2 separate regions of the Homo sapiens genome follow, and region 2 is linked to region 1. The links are chromatin loops, found by intact Hi-C in ENCODE. Cell type or tissue: gastrocnemius medialis. All regions are shown on one strand. Links, peaks and the distances in the headings refer to the core of each region. The heading gives the core; the rest is flanking DNA.

What was found. Peaks named below come from ENCODE experiments on the same cell type or tissue, not always from the same donor. Only the 100,000 strongest peaks of a DNase experiment are listed, where the experiment ranks them.
Region 2: it touches region 1 in a loop (3-fold over the local background); 5 of 110 quality-filtered maps call a loop at or near these places.

The regions. Positions count from the first base shown.
Region 1 is chr9:16,187,907-16,196,560 of GRCh38, reverse strand. No RefSeq gene overlaps it. Among named protein-coding and RNA genes, the nearest start is that of LINC03041, 84 kb to the left of the region's middle. In gastrocnemius medialis, for the core only: a CTCF peak has its summit at 4,206 (motif pointing left); a DNase peak (open chromatin) is centred at 4,210.
Region 2 is chr9:16,824,714-16,833,367 of GRCh38, reverse strand. All of the region lies in intron 1 of BNC2 (basonuclin zinc finger protein 2), which reads left to right. Among named protein-coding and RNA genes, the nearest start is that of BNC2, 42 kb to the left of the region's middle. RefSeq lists an enhancer at 4,321-4,490. In gastrocnemius medialis, for the core only: no CTCF peak of the experiment used is centred there; a DNase peak (open chromatin) is centred at 4,227; H3K4me3 peaks cover 952 bases; H3K27ac peaks cover 1,196 bases.

The DNA of each region.
Region 1 (8,654 bases), core at 2,004-7,003:
GAAAATCACAAGATGGAAAGTGACCTTTCTTTGGCCACAACTGGTGATGACTTGTGAACATGTCTCTTTTGCCCAACTTGGCTTTAGCTAAAACCTACTGTTTTGAATAAAACTTGGGCCATTCTCCACCCTCTTCTTACCATACCTCTAGGCACCCACTGCCAAGTCCTAGGAGGCCCTGCCTCTTTTTAACAAGGAACACAAAATGAAGCTGTAATCATAACCTCTCTTGCTCATTCAGAAAATATGCAGATGTGATTTTTCTTTCTTTTTTTCTTCTCAACATACCTATGTCCCTTCATTATTTTTTAAACTGTCTCTTACTTTTCCCCCACTCCCACCCCCACTGTTCTTAGCTAGGGGCCAAGTTCAATCAAACATCCCCCAGTTGGCACCAAATGGGCACCTGAGGGTAATAGGGCGCAGTGGCACTTTCCCGCCTCCTTCTTTCTCCGGTTGCCAGAAGAAACCCAGCTGGGTCCCTCAGCCAACACAGGCCCCTAACTTAAGTTTAATAGTACAGCATTTTTACTACTTTTGGCCAGGGCATTTTGAGAAAGGGTAATATATGTGAAAAATATACCCTAAAAAATTCTGTTTAGAAAACAATTCCAGTCTAAGCGCTCCATGCTCTCAGTTTCTGGCCCTCTTTTCAGGAAAGCAGCTCCGGCAACCACACAGTTTAGATCCATTTTGGGGTGGGTGGGGGGGGGTTCCATTTCCTTCCTATGGGATTTTTTTATTAGGTGTTTTTTTGGTTTGTTTGTTTTTTGCTATTTTTCTTTCCCTATGCTGGTTTACTGCCTTGTATCTATCTACCCCCAAAGAAAGAGTTTAAGAACCTCAAGTAAGTATTATTGGATTTTTCTTAGTGTATTTTTGGATATTTCTGGTTGGGAGTGTGTGGTCGGGATCTGTGTGTCTGTGCTGGGAGGGTGGTGGGCTGCATGCCCAACGATGATGGCCATGAAGGCCTGGGAGAGTCAGCAGAGCCTCCCGAGCATGTGTCGAACATGGAATTGCCCCTTGTTTCATGGTAGTGAAAACCCTACTGGTTAAAGGTTGAGGCACCTGGTAGGCTTGTAACAAGTATCCATTTTGTAGACAAGGGAAAGAGACAACATTAGGCACCATTTCTTGAACTTCGACTTTGCATTTCATAATCAATGCTCTAGGTGGTTTATTTCATTCAACCCTCACAACAGCACTGTGATGGTGACGTACTCCACTACACAGAGGAAGAAACTTCAGAGGTTAAAAGGGACACGGTTACTTCCTGTAGCACACGTGGAATAAGGCAGGATTCTAATCCAGGTCTGCCTTTCTACTGGAAAGAATCTAAACTGGGTGAAATTATTAAAAACCATGATCCCCACTCCCCAAAAGACAAAATATATTGACTGGGAACCACGAGTAAATGTTTGGGCCTCTTAGAAAGAGGCAACTGGTTGTAGAATCATTGCCTTGAGACATTTGAAAAGTTCAGTTCATTTCTCTGGGCTTCCTCCTCCTCTGAAAAAGGAGCATGTTGGGCTTGATTCAAGAGAGCGAGGAGACCTCACAATTTGCTGTTACCCCCAGCAACCTCCAGTGCTTCCCCGTGCGCCATGGCAGACGTCACTAACAGACAATGCATGGGGCCTCAGACTCCTTCTCTACACAACATTCTAGGCAGCTACTAACAACATTCTCACTGCCCTTCAAGGCAGCACAGCCGGCTGTGGCATCCCCCAACCTCCAGTCATCTGTTCATCTCCTTCATAATTTTTACTGTATCCATCCTCCCTATCATCTCAATATATTTACTTACTTGATTTATAGCGATTCCCTTTTTTTAAGCCAAAGAATAGCCTTTTTCTAAGAATAATATCCATGGTTTAATGTGGTAACAATAAGATTTTGAATACGTTTTTAAAGTACATAATTATATAATTTTTAAATAAAGTTGTCCAGGATCCATTCAAGGTTAACTTAGCATGTTTTCAACACTTTCTATGATGCTGGCATGGCAGGAAGACCGGAGATGTGAGGCTCAAAGAGACTTAGTTGGAACCCCGCTCAATCTTGTACCAATTCCGTGGCCTTGAGCAAATTATGTAATCTTTTTGAGTCTCAAGTCCCAATTATGGGAATAATAAGCCTTTCTTTGCTATACTGTCTTGAGGGTGAAAGTTAACTTAATGCAATAGTCTGCACAAAGCTCCCGGCATAGTCTTTGGTACAAGGTAGATATTCAATAAATGGCCACCATTGCAATTGTTTGTATGCTAATACACTGTGTTGCTGGTATCACAGTCCCCAGCGCTGTATGAAAGTCCCTTTCTTTCCTGAAACCCAAGCTGGATCCCATCTGTCCAAATGCCTGGGACTCCCAGATTATAGGATTGAGGGTCCTCAAAGATGATGTTCTTTAGGGACAAATATTTACCCAAAGTAGGTCCTTAAAGAATTCTGTCATTGCTGTCCTCTCAGAGGAGCCTGGCAGCACTGTCACAGGAGCATGGCTTTGGTAATAAGACTCTGTCATCATTAGGGAGCCATTTTATTTTTGTGACACTGTCATCCCCAGGTCCCAGCACACCTGATTACATAAGTGGCTTTTCTTTCCTGCCTCGTCTCTGTTATTACTTCTAATGTTTTTCTGCTTCTGAAGGATGGGAAGAATGAAGCCTATCTATGAACAAGGCCTCTAAGTTGGGGACTGGAGTAGAAAATACAAAACAACCTTTCCCTGTCTCTGTGACCAGCTGGACTGCCAGTGAGTCCCTGTTTTTATTTCTCCAAGCCCAGCTGAACATACCTATTTTATCGGTTGACTTTGTCAATGCAAAGCAGCAAGTGACACTGAAACACCTGTGTTTTGAGGCCCTGGTCATCTAAATTTGCCTGTGAAAAGTAGATGACACAGTAGCACAACACTGAATCCTCCCCCATGTTTTAGCCTGAAAGATGCCTTTGCTTATTTACTTAAAGAAAGGAGGGAAAGGAGTGGCAAACTGCCTGTGTCCTGAAAGACTTTAGGAGTTATTCCTGGTGCTCTCTTTCCGTGAACTCGGAGGTTTGGGGATAGGAGAAATGAGAAGGAAAGATGTGTCTCCAGAGTAAATGGTGAGATCTGCTCTCTCTGCTCCTGCCCACTCCCATATTGTATTCTCACTGAGGTCCTAACCAGCTGTTCTTAGAATGGGGGCTGGGGAGGGTGAGAAGTCTGCGGCCTCACTGATGCTGCTGGGGACAGATGTAGGTCCAAGGGTGATCATTTCTGCCAGGCAGAGGGGAGGGAAATTTCTGATAAAAACAATATAACTCAAAGAGAAAGGGAAGAACCAAAATCATGCCTGGAATGTAGGGAATTCACAGGGATGGGAGAGAAGATGAATAAAATGTCTGAAAAAGACACGGGAGGACAGGCAAGCAGCACATCTCCACCTCTGATTCTGCTCAACAGAACCCATCTCTTCCCATCAGACAATGGCAAATACCTGGGCAATCGTCAGCCACCTCATTCTCTGACCGGCTGTGAACCTAGACCCTCACAGTGTGTGTGTACATGTGTATGCAAAGCAATTAAAAAGGAAGACTGAAGACGAAACAAATCAATGTTTTTACAGATTCATAATAAGTTCCTTTCCATATATTTATTTATTTTCTCTTTCGCCACTAAAGATGCAACAGCAAACTTGCAGGGAGCAGTTGTTGCCAGAGGGTGAATCATGGCTCTATTGATTTGATTATGTAAAAGCTCAGAGGAACCTAAAGCCAGATACAGAAATATCTCATAGCCCTGAACCCTATGGGACACACACTAGTAAAAAAGCAATCTTTATATTGTTCCTGATAAAAGCATCATTAGTTTCCTCACAGTGAAACCATTTCTCTGCTGATACAGTATATGGTTTTCTTTTTCTCCAGAATCCACTCAGACATAATTAACACTCAGTTACTAGACTTGAGGTTCCCTGGGGTGACCTGCTCAAGTTGGGGAGGGGGGTGAGGGGCTAGAGATGGAAAGAAAGAAAGACTGAGAGAGAGGTGGGAAGGGAGGGAGGGGGCAGGGAGGAGAGAAGAGATAGGAGAAGGAGGGAGGCAGAGGCGGGTGGGGTGGGGGTACAGTATCGAGAATCTATCCTTCCTTGGCCTTCCTGAACACCGCCCCGTTGCCTGCACTGCGCGGGAGAAGAGAGCCAGCGCGGTGGCGCCCTCTGCTGGGCCTGCTTACCCTCCTCGCCACGCAATCTGGACCAAGCCCCAAGCCATGCAATTCCGGGGACGACTCTCTCCACCCCTCGTTCTTTGCTTCCTTAGGAATAGCACTCCAGCCATCGCCTTCCGGTGAGAGAAGTCTGGACTGACCTCTCTGCAGACAGACAAATGCCCACAGACGTGCTCACAGTTTGTGCTAAAACTGCAGCAGCAGCAGCAGCAACAGATAGCAATTATGCTGTGCCTCCTTGTCCCTGTCAGTGTAGGCAGTGGCTCCCTGAAAAGCCCTTGAATAAACAGTGTTGCTGGGGTCAGCAGGGCTGGCCTTGGATGGGATCTTAAGATTTAAAGGTTTGGAAAAATGGAACCTGGAAGGTCCTTCCATATCTCTATTTGACAGCTGGATGGCTAATGTCTATGAGCCCCAGGGACAGGTCCTGGCTGCCCACAGGAATGGGCTCTGGCTCAGAGAGCCTGCATACCAGGGGACTCTGTGTTCGTCTCCAACTGGGCCTCAGCTTCACTAAAGATAAGAGAAGAATGCCAAATGTATTGCTCATCCTATGGACTTCTAAGCAAATAATGGCCCTTTCAGGAAAAATAAAAATTGTTGATTTTAGAATTCCTGGATGTGAATTTGAATTCACTAAGACAGAAACCAAGTCACTTTACAAGGAGGCTATTCTTGCACCTTTCATGTATATTAACAAGCCCATGGATGTATATACAAACACATACATGCACACACACACACACGCACATGCATATGGTGGGTATTAAAACATAAATGCATGAACACTTTCACACACAGGGACACCCAACCAGAACCACATGTACACAGACCTCCAAACACATATATACAGATGTCTTCATGTAATCCCATATGGACTGCATCTTCCAGCCACAGACTCACCCTCCCCGCCTTCCTCCCTCTGCTCCCAAGTTGTGTGAAACTTGGGAAATTTCCTCTGGGAGTCATTCTGTTGCTCTATTGTTCCATCCTGAAGGCCCTTCCAGGGACCACTTCCCAGACAGCAAAGTCTCTGTGCTCCCACTGGCACCAGATCTCTGTACGTTCATTAGTTTAGGCAGATCACCGGGGATTTCAGTAAAGATTTCTGGAAAAATTTAAAGAGCAAAGCTCTGAGGTCAGGCAGGCTTAGTAGCTAACAGCATGGATTCTGAGCCAGATTGTCTGCATGCACCCTAGTGCTGTCATGCACTAGTGGTGTGCCTTGGTTGCCTCATCTATAAAATGGAAATAACAGTACCTGCCTAATGGGGTTGTGATGGTCATAAAATGGGTTAGTATTCAGAATCTGCTGGAACAGTATCTGACATATAATAATCACTACATAAATCTCTCTCAAATAAAAGTACATAACCCAGGCTGGTTGTGCTATTTCCTGAGTAATCCTGGGGTCCTCTTCCCCTATCTCTCATTAGGTAAAAGGAAGAAGAGAACACAAAGAAATGATGACCAGGGCCATGCACAGTGGCTCCCACCTGGAATCCCAGCACTCTGGGAGGCCGAGATGGTGGATCACTTGAGCCCAGGTGTTGGAAACCAGCCTGGGCAACATGGCGAAACCCCATCTCTAAAAAAAATACAGAAATCAGACGGGTGTGGTGGTGCATACCTGTAGTCACAGCTATGAGGGAGACTGAGGTAAGAGGATCACCTGAGCCCAGGAGGTCAAGGCTGCAGTGAGCTGGGATTGCACCACTGCACTCCAGCCTGGGTGACAGAGTGAGACCCTGTCTCAAAAAAAAAAAAAAAAAAAAAAAAAGGGAAGAGAAAGGAAAAGACATGATGACCAGACACATCCTTCATACTTTTTCAGTCTTAGGGACCCTTTCCTGTACCTCATTGATTAGCTTTATTATATGTTATAATAGCATCATGACCTGCAGTCAGTTTGAAAATCTGCAATGCCTCCTCATCTGCAAAGCCTCTTGAAAATCCCTTTTAGTGTACATGATTTTAAAAGTCAGATATAGGCAACTTTTAAACCTCATTTGTATTTTTATTTTACTTCAAGTTCTGGGACACAAGTGTAGAACTATTTGTTGCATAGGTATACGTGTGCCATGGTGGTTTGCTGCACCTGTCAACCCGTCATCTAGGTTTTAAGCCCTGCATATATTAGCTATTTGTCCCAATGTTCTCCCTCCCCTCGCCCCCACCCCCCAACTGGCCCCCATGTGTTAAACCTCATTTTAGACATTCATTTCAACCTTCTCCATTGATTTTTACCCCTCTTTCAAAAGTTAGAATTGTCAAAAAGTAGAATACTTGACTGTTTTATATTCCCTTCCTTATTTCTTTTTTCTTTCCCACTTTCTCATGGAAGTATAATTAACAGTGCAATAGCAGAAAGCATGGTGATTAGGGTCACAAGATAAGTTGGCCAGTGAGCTTTAAACCATCAATGCATTAGGAACAAAGCCAGATGCTGACATGATGGTCTTAGTAGGAAGCCTAATAATGGAACATGCCTCCATATTGATTTTCTTTAAATATCTGTTCAACATTTTTGTGGAGGAGTAAGGGAAAGAGAAAGAAGACAGTTAAGAAAAGTGATAGGTCTTTCCTTTGCTCTTCTAACAATTCTGCTCTGCCTCAAATTTGCATATGCCACTCAAATAAACAAAAGCTCTGCAGCAAACTAGACCTGATTTCCTTTGAAGATGAAAAGACATGCAAGTATTGTGAAAGCCCAACCCACTGCAAAGAACATTTAATTGAAATATTCCATCTACACATGTACTTTTGATGAATGCAACTTTTCTCATCTTGTTACATTTCTAGTAAGGTTTAGCATTCAAGTGATACTTCAGTGCTCCTATAGGAAGCAATGCCCCTGGAAACTGCACATAGACCCTACTCAGCAGCTGGTTTTGATTAGGAGGGAAATTTTTTCATAGATGCCTTTCTAGCTCTGGGTCAGAGAAGGCCCAAGACAGTGTCTGTGGTGGCATCTGTCCTCTGGAATGGCCCTGTGTTGCTCTTTGAAGGTCTTCTCATTCCAGGAATAACCTGGAAGACCCATGATTTCCTAAGTTGACATCCACACTCAACCCCCAGAGCAAGCTTGGTGGTTTCCACAGGAAAACATTTTTTGCCCTGGTTTTCCCCCTCAACCTCATATACCTAATTTATCTTTACAACACGGACTTTAAGAACCCACAAAATCTGCAGTGCCTTCTTGATAGTGAGTCTTGATAGAAATATTAAATCAATGTGCAAAAATCACAAGCATTCTTATACACCAACAACGGACAAACAGAGAGCCAAATCATGAGTGAACTCCCATTCACAATTGCTTCAAAGAGAATAAAATACCTAGGAATCCAACTTACAAGGGATGTGAAGGACCTCTTCAAGGAGAACTACAAACCACTGCTCAATGAAATGAAAGAGGACACAAACAAATGGAAGAACATTCCATGCTCATGGGTGGGAAGAATCAATATCGTGAAAATGGCCATACTGCCCAAGGTGATTTATAGATTCAATGCTATCCCCATCAAGCTACCAATGACTTTCTTCATAGAGTTGGAAAAAACTACTTTAAAGTTCACATGGAACCAAAACAGGGCCCGCATTGCCAAGTCAATCCTAAGCCAAAAGAACAAAGCTGGAGGCATCACGCTACCTGACTTCAAACCATACCACAAGGCTACAGTAACAAAAACAGCATGGTACTGGTACCAAAACAGATATATAGACCAATGGAACAGAACAGAGCCCTCAGAAATAATGCTGCATATCTACAACTACCTGATCTTTGACAAACCTGACAAAAACAAGAAATGGGGCAAGGATTCCCTATTTAATAAATGGTGCTGGGAAAACTGGCTAGCCATATGTAGAAAGCTGAAACTGGATCCCTTCCTTACACCTTATACAAAAATGAATTCAAGATGGATTAAAGACTTACATGTTAGACCTAAAACCATAAAAACCCTAGAAGAAAACCTAGGAAATACCATTCAGGACATAGGCCTGGGCAAGGACTTCATGTCTAAAACACCAAAAGCAATGGCAACCAAAGCCAAAATTGACAAATGGGATCTAATTAAACTGAAGAGCTTCTGCACAGCAAAAGAAACTACCATCAGAGTGAACAGGCAACCTACAGAATGGGAGAAAATTTTTGCAATCTACTCATCTGACAAAGGGCTAATATCCAGAATCTACAATGAACTCAAACAAATTTACAAGAAAAAAACAAACAACCCCATCAAAAAGTGGGTGAAGGATATGAACAGACACTTCTCAAAAGAAGACATTTATGCAGCCAAACGACACATGAAAAAATGCTCACCATCACTGGCCATCAGAGAAATGCAAATCAAAACCACAATGAGATACCATCTCACACCAGTTAGAATGGCGATCACTAAAAAGTCAGGAAACAACAGGTGCTGGAAAGGATGTGGAGAAA
Region 2 (8,654 bases), core at 1,877-6,876, 640 kb before region 1:
TCAAAGTGGGTCTTTACTTTTTGACGATCCTGGTAAAATGCTTACAGGGACAGAAGGTTGAAATTGTCAAGAAGAGTGTTTTTGGATTTGTTAATCTTGGTCCTCTTTGAAGGCAGAGTGCTTCTAAGAGAAGATCTTATTCATCGTCTGATGAATAGGTCAGTTGTCACTTGGGAGGAGGGAGCGAAATTGGTGGTGGCAAGAGAAGGGTGGATTTGTAGGAAGCATATCACTTTCCTGAGGGTTTTGTTCTAATTCTTCTCCAGATACAAATAAACGCAACATTGGGTGAATTGATTTACTTCTGTAAGACTGATTCCTGGACTGTAATAAGAAGGAATTTGGGTAGGGCGGGGGGGCTTACACCTGTAATCCCAGCACTTTGGGAGGTCAAGGCAGGCGGATCACCAGGTCAAGAGATTGAGACTATCCTGGCCAACATGGTGAAACCTCGTCTCTACTAAAAATAGAAAAATTAGCTGGTTATGGTGGTGCGTGCCTGTAGTCCCAGCTACTCGGCAGGCTGAGGCAGGAGAATCGCTTGAACCCAGTGGGCGGGGGTTGCAGTAAGCCGAGATCGCGCCACTGCACTCCGGCCTGGTGACAGAGCGAGACTCCATCTCAAAAAAAGAAAAAAAAAAGGAATTTGGATTCAGGGACTTTTCTCAGGTTTTGTTCAGCTCTTACCACTTTGTTCTCCTTCTACCTCTAAATGCTATATGGAAAAATATGTATTTTGGGAATTAACGTGCTGTATGTTTTGTCTTGAGGATTTCACAGACCCTTGAGAGAATATTCTGTGTTTATTATAGAACTTGGGTTCGGATTCGTTGATTCACTTGTTTTACAGTCAGGACACGAGTGGGGTGGAGGTCTTCAGAAATTAATGTCATCTATTGCCTACACTGATGACATGATAGTAAGCAGATCAAGTCTTGTAGCTATGTTCTTGAAAGGAACTCTTCTAGGCCTCTAAAACTGGGCAAAACATATTGTGTTCTCTGTTCTGTTTCACAGATTGCCTGGTTTTCTCTGGAATTCTGTGCTTCATGGCTTCTTTTCCCTTGATAACATGACACATGACTGATGACGTCAAAGAACCTTCTAGATTTTCTCTTCTACTGGTATTTAACTACATGTAATAGTTTCATATTTTTCCTTTGAAGACTACCTTGTAGTTTTAATAAGGGCGCATGAATGAAACCTACTAAATGGACCGTTGAAATATCCTACATCCAGGAAGCTGCATTGCAGTATTTTACTCATAGCCAGCTGGAATTCTAATAGATTGGCTTGCTGATTGTCCTATTAGTTTTTGTTTTGTTTTGCTTGAGGATTCAACTTTTCTGGCTTTCTTTAACTTCATAGTTATGGCTGGTCTGTAAACCTGTAGATAAGGTCAAAAAATTATGGGTAAACTCTTCAAAGTTTCCTAGATCTTGGTTGATAGGAGTGCAAATCTAATAGCCTGTGCATGTTATAACCATTGCCATTATTTGCTCAGTGGAGTAAAACAGAAAAGCATTAGGGAGAGTCTCTATGGAGCTTGATGCAATTGGTGTGACATTGTCTAAGAAAAGTTGGTGGCTTGAGGAACCATAACCCAGGAGCACTTGATTGAGTTTTTAAAACACACAGTAGATTAAGGACAGAAGTGTGTCGAGTTCAACCACCAAATCTGTTCATATGGGTATCTTATAACTCTTGGAACTTGAATACTTCCTATGCTGACTCCAGGTTTAATTTCATTCTAACCTTGTGATGCTGTTAATAACCAACATTGCACCACCCCCAAAAAGCCCAAAAAACAAACAAGAAAACCTCTCACTGAAAAACCATTATTTTGAATTTGACATGAGAGTCAACGCATTATTTGCCATTTTTCTCATAAAAGTTAGCTGCAAGTTCTGTTTAAGAAATTTTAAATAAGTAAATGTCACACAAGTGAATACAGATATATTCCAGTTCTTTGAATATACGTGAACTCTTTACTTATTGGTTGAATGCCAAGATCAAGGTGAATGAAAATGGTCATTGAAGCTCATCCATCTTTTAGACATTTGGCACTTCATTGTGCAAATGTGCACATTGATAATTTTGGCTTAAATGTTTGGCATTTTATTTGGAAATCTGTTAGCCCCTTTGAAGTCTTTTAATTTGGGAGTGGAGGTAGATTAGACTGGAATAATAATAAAGTAGGCTCTGCAAATAATTGCAAATACACAGATTATTTCTTTTTTGTAGGTTGCCAACAGATTTTATATATTGGACCTTGACACTGATTGTTTTAGGTTGTCTAACTTGTCAGGAAGTACAGTTTCTGTTACGAGGAAATAATGACGTTTTCGTTGAGAGGATGAAACATTTTCCACGACCATGAATCTGTTACTGGCTTCATTCAGCCAGCTGCCAGTGGAATCCAATTTCTAGAAGGCAGAAGCAGTGCCATTCACCCTTGCTATTCTTTCATTCCTCAAATTTTAAGTCTTTCAGCCTCCAAGAATCCTTAGGGTATTCCTCTGCCAGGTTAAATGTGTGAATTACAGAGTAAAGAGTAAGTTGAAGATTTCTTCCATTTCCTGCTCTCAAATAATAATTTTTCATGTTTTTCTTTTTTCTGTTTCCCTTTGGTGATCTACTTTCAGAATCTGAGTCACTAAATGAGTTTTATCAAAGGAGAAAAATGTACTTAGATACTTAGAAATGGAAACAAGATTTGTAAGTTGGCAATCACCTTGAATGAAAATACAGTTGGCCTTCTGTATCCATGGTTTCTGCGCCCGCAGATTCAACCAACCGTGGATCAAAAATAATGCGAAAAAATCCAGAAAATGTTACATCGTTGCTGATGTTTCAGTATAGAATATTTTCTTGTCATTACTGCCTACACAGTATAGTATATCAAATATTTACGTAGCATTTACATTGTATTAGTAATCTAGGGATGATTTCAAGTATAAGAGGATGTGTGTAGGTTATATGCAAATGCTACACCAATTTTTAAGGGATTTGAGCGTTCGAAGATTTTGCTATCCTCAGAGGGACCTGCAACCATTCCGTACCACCCTGATACTGAGGGACAGCTATACTAGGTGAATACTGCCTTGCCTTAGCCAAGCTGATAACTGTGTATGTTATAGAGATAATTGCCCTCCAATGCAGTTTTGTTTTTTGTTTATACCATGTTGGAAAACCGTTAGATATTTTATTGAAATATAATTGTGTGGAGTTTTTGAAAGAAAATATGGAATATGTTGTTTCAAAAGCTTTTCACATAGATTGTAAATTTCTTTACAGACCTTCTAGGCTTTTCACAGATATAAGCATTTATAGCAGAAATGTAGTGAATATTTTTATACATAGTCTCTAAAACTTAAGTAAGGCCCATTCTACAAATGATTGGAGTAGAAATAGGCATTAAAATGTGGTGGATTCATGCACAAGTAGGTGGTTTGTGTCCTATAGTGTGAATATAGTGTTTTCTATTTTCTTTAGGGGGGCATTTCTGTTCCCCTGGGGAAATAAACTTCCTATTTATTTTTCTTAAGTATTTTTAAGCTTGGTTACTTATTTTTTTAAGTAATCCCTGCCACTGTTTATATGTAGAACCCAAGTAGCATTTGTAGTTGAATTTTGTACATTAAAAATATTTTGATCAGCAAATATTTAACAAGTGCCTACTGTGCGTTAAGATGTTTGTAGAATTGCCGTTTTGTTTGTGAATGTTAGCACTGGGCATAGATCTAAATCCTCCTCTTTGCAAACACCCCTGAGAATAGGAACTAAGGTGAGAATGTGTTTTGGCCTATATCGTGTTTTCTAGTCATTTCTATGTATTTTATTAGAAAAATATTTTTAAAAAATGTTTTGGGTTAGGGAACCAACCCACTTGTCCAACTTGTGAAAGTCTGCGGAACACCACCACCATCAAAAAAGACAACATATTCGGATCAGGAATGTAATCACCCAGTCACCTAATAAAAAGAGTGCTTGAGTATGCATATGGAACAAAAAAGCAAAACCATTCATTTGGTAAAGGGTGAGTAGGGGCCAGGAGACAGCCCTACCCTGAAGATAGAATGCTTTAAAAACATGTTGCCATTAATATTTAAGACAGAAAGCGTTTTGAGCCCGCTCCTCTCTTCTACCCTTCCTCAGCATTCATGTTGTAGTTTGCTCCCTAATGCTCACAAGTCCGTGCCAGACGGAAATTCGCAGAGGCCGCTGCAGTCCCGCAGAGGCCACTCAGGGGAGGGACGCGGGCGGAACAGTCGCGCTCAGTCCTCCCAGGCCGCCCCAGGCCCCAGGTCCCCTGGTGCCTCGTGCCGGCTCCTGGCTCGCCTCCCTTCTGCTCTGCCCAGCCCACCCCGCCGCCCCCCTGCTCACACATGCGGCCTCTCCCCCGCGCCCCAGCCTCTGGAGTCGCTTCGGGGCCATCTAGTCATACGCTGTCCATCAGATGTGTTTACTTTTTTCCTGACAGCCGACACATCTGGAGCACATATTCAGGTTATTCCAGTGCCACTAGACACATTCCACAAGATCATTTCAGCGGTTGTTATGGCGATCTTCCTCCCTCCAGTGATTTTCAAGTTGCATGACAGAAATAGCTGGAGCTAACCAGGGGGACAAAAGTCAACGGGATCAGGAAGGGCTTCTTTCACAGAATGAACTAATTAGTGACCCTGCTTTCTTCACAGGGCAATGAGCATATGGTTTAATAAAGTGAGTCTGTGACACTTTTTTTTTCTCTGTAGGCAAAGCTGTCACTGGCTGAAAACTTTCCTGTTTTTACTGGTGGGACCGTAGTCTGCTGTCTTTCAACAGAGTTTACTTCACAAGTAGAAAATGTTTGCTCCTGAGAGTTAAGCTTCAGAACGTATTCTTGGCTTCATACTACCTAACTATAGCAGGTCCTGTAACTTAAAGAGACAGTATTAATTTTATATTCATTTCATGGGAAGGGTTTATGCTTACTCAAGACTAAGCATTTTCAGTTAGGGTTTTGTAAGTATTATGAATTGATACCTGGAAGTTCAGGTAAATATAATGTGTTGTTTGCTGTGGTTTTTCTATAAAATATAATCAGTATTTCTCACTGGATTAGTTACAAATTTATTTGAACCTGTGATTTTTTTTTGGGCACAGTTATAGAATATTTTGGTATTAAAAGATTTGATTAAGCTACTCCATTTTTATCACATTTTAAGTAGCATGCAGATGTCTGGTTATGTCTGTCAATTTTTTTCCTGAGGTACTTTTTACATTTTGTGTAGGATTTTGGATGACTTTATAGTGTGAACATATCATTGCAGACATGGAAATTTAGACCTGAGATCATTTAGTGTTAGTAGTAGAAATACTGCTTTCAGTTTATAATGGATATATAAGGTAATTCTATAAAGCACTGCCATCTTTGATCACTTTATGAAGAATACAGACATGCCTCAATAAATGTTTTTTGGATGAATGGGCATATCATATGGATTCAAACAAAATACATGTTGCCATTAATCATGAGTCTGAGATTTATAAATTATAGGGGCCCATTTTCTTTTTTGTTTTTGTATTCCTGTACTGTAATTCAGTCTTGAAAAATGTAGCCAGCTATACATGTTTCACACTTCTTCCCATATGTACCATGATACTCTTTTACACACGTGTGCACATAGAATCTCTTAATCTCCTTTTCTTGTTCTTTCACCAGTACTCACAAATTCCACTCCTTTGCACGCACCCCATTTTTAGGTTGAGACCCAATGCACTTAAGTCACCATGAACAACAAAGTTTATAGTTTTCCTTTTTGATCGAATTACTCATGTGTTGACTGAGTTCTCCGGATTCTAGGAATATGACAATGAGTGACAAGTAGGAGAATCAGAGCTGGACTCACCCAAGCAATTGTCTTCATCTTTCTCCATCAGTACAATACCTCTTTCCTCCACTCTCAGTCAAATTCCTGTTCAGTGGGTCCCACTGAGGCTGGTCGCAGCTGCTCTGGAGTACCTGCTCTCAGGAAGACTAGAAGAACACTGAAAGGTCACATAATTACATGTGAATTTAATTCACAGAGACCTGCTTGTCGCTTTTCCATGTGTTTCTCCTAGTTACACATTATTAACTGTGGTGCCTTGTAGGGCTTCAATTACTTGGGCAAATATGTATCGTGCAGAGACTGAGCACAAGTTAGAATGCTGAGAGTGGTTATAAAATTATGTTTTCCTCTCCAGATGTAACTTTACAGTAATTAAACCTAATGCAATGTAAGCATTATAGTCAGTGCTGTGGTAGCTATCTCCAAGTCTAATTGGTAACATCGCTTAAATCATAGCACTTATTGCTGGTTATCTGGGAACTGGAATAAACCAAAAAAGTTACATACATTAACCTTTGGTTTTTCTGCATCAGGTGAAGTGGATAGCTTGTCCCTTCATCAAAATCTGTCATCTGTATTATATGGAATTTTGATAGCATTTAGAAAATTTTTTTCTTATTTAGATAGCTCTGTGTATTCATCCATCCATCGATCATCCATCCATCCATCTATCCATCCATCATTTCATCTGTCTTTAGGCTATTTTCCATAGTTTGTTGCCCTGGATTTGGAGACTTGATCCAGCACAGAGCTATTGTCCACTTGGGTTATTGGGGTTTCCCTTTCTAAGTAGATGATCAAAATCCATGGTGAAAACATGCTTGCCTTCCATAAAGGGCTACTTGTTTACTATATTTCAGTCATTTTTCTGCCAAAAGTAAAAAGTAAAAGAGTCCAAAAGATAGAAAAGAATCTCAAGTTTAAAATTTTCTTTTGCATTTATTATACCCAAGAATATGGCAAGCAGCTTAATTTAATCAAGCAGCAAGAGTGCCAGACAGTTTTCCTGCATGTGAGAGCTAAATAAATAGTGGACCTCCGTATGGCAGTGATAATCGCAACTTAGAGGGTTTTCTCAGTTGTGAAATGTTTGTGTTAAGGATGACTTTTTTGTTGTTTTTGTTACAGTCTGACAGCTGAAGATGCTTTTAAAACCTTCTAGTTACTTAGAGCAGAGCTATATGGCACAGGCTTGGTGGTTCTAAAAGGCAGGTCCTATCCATCACAGAAACAGCAAGTCTCTGGGTTATGGGGGAAGATTGAGCGGGGGGGAGTGAAGTAAGGAGAAAGGGGGGCTGTTGTGTCCAGTTTACATTTGTCACCAGTGACTAGCTTTTAAAAAATGTGTTAGCTGTGCATGGTGGTAAGTAAGATCCAGCTGCAGGGGATTATGGCTTTGAGTGGGTCGGGGAGCTTGGAATGCATTCAGTTCCATCAGGGGATTTGTGTCCCTCGTCATCAGCCTTAACATTGCTAACACAGTAAAGATTAGGAACAGACCAGTGTCACCTGCCCTGAACTTTGAAAAACCCTGGAACCATTAAACAAAGGGGTTTGCTAGTTTAGAAAGTGTCCCTTCTCTCTGTCCAAAGTGTTTTTCAAATGACACATGCAAAAAAAAAATACAGTTATGCTCAGGTGAAAGACTGTCTGTGGTTGAACTATTTTCACAATTTAATGAACATGTCACAATCATAATTTCTAATGAAAAACACCTTCCACAAATAACGTTCAGTTAATGAACATTTTTGTGAAGTGATTTCCAAATCAAAATGAAGAGCCAGTAGTTAGGAGGGAATGTTTCTGAGCTTTAGTCTCACTCCATAGGAGAAAAAGATTTTGCTTGGTTTGGGTGACCCTCCCCTCCTCCTCCTCCCCAGGAAGAAAGTTAAGAGAACACCACAAAGGTTTACTTTTTTCAGGGATTTTGAAATTCAGCATACATGCCAGCAAGCAGTTTAGAGGCAGGAAGTCTTTTCTAGTAGTGCAGTCATGAACTGGTAAACTAGAAGCATCTGTAAAAATTTAGAGGGAATATCAGCTTTCTCAAAGCTCCAGCCCAAGTGTAATGAGGTGCAAATGATAGCACTGCATAACCCTTCCCCACCCCAATTGTGGAATGAGATATTGAGACAAAAATAAAGAGGAGAATAGGGATTTCAGAACTCTACTGTACTGAAATAAATTTTGATTTTCAGATGAAATGGCTTTTGGGTGACTAAGGATAGCCCCAACTTTGACGGTTGATGAGTAGAAAATAAATGATTTTCAGCTCAGCATCTCTAGGTACCATCTTTGAAAAGTGGTTGCATTTGGGCTGTGAGTGCATAAATGACATACCTCCTCATTCGGCTGAGTAAATTAACGAGAATTTTTAGTATAAAGTAAACTTCCACTGATTCGTATCTTTGGCAGGCACCTCTCTCTTTACAGAAAGAAAAAAAAAAGAGGGGTAAGAAAAAAGATGTGATTTGTTTGAAGGAACACATCTGGGGTGTGATCTGCTATATCTTAACACCAGATGGCAGGTTTAGGCTGACAACTAAACCCAGTTTAGCCTGGTCAAACCGTATCTTCGTATGTCCTTTTCCCCCTCCCCTCCCAAACAATCTATGCACAGGAAGTAGAACAATTATTTGCACTCCAGGCTAACAGTCCTCTTGTATCTGTGGCTTTGGGTTCTCTTTCACTGTGCCTCTGCTGTTTATAGACAAGTTTGGCTTCCCTTGGCAACCCCTGAAACAGGTTCCCTCTGTGGCTCATACTTTTTTCAGAGGT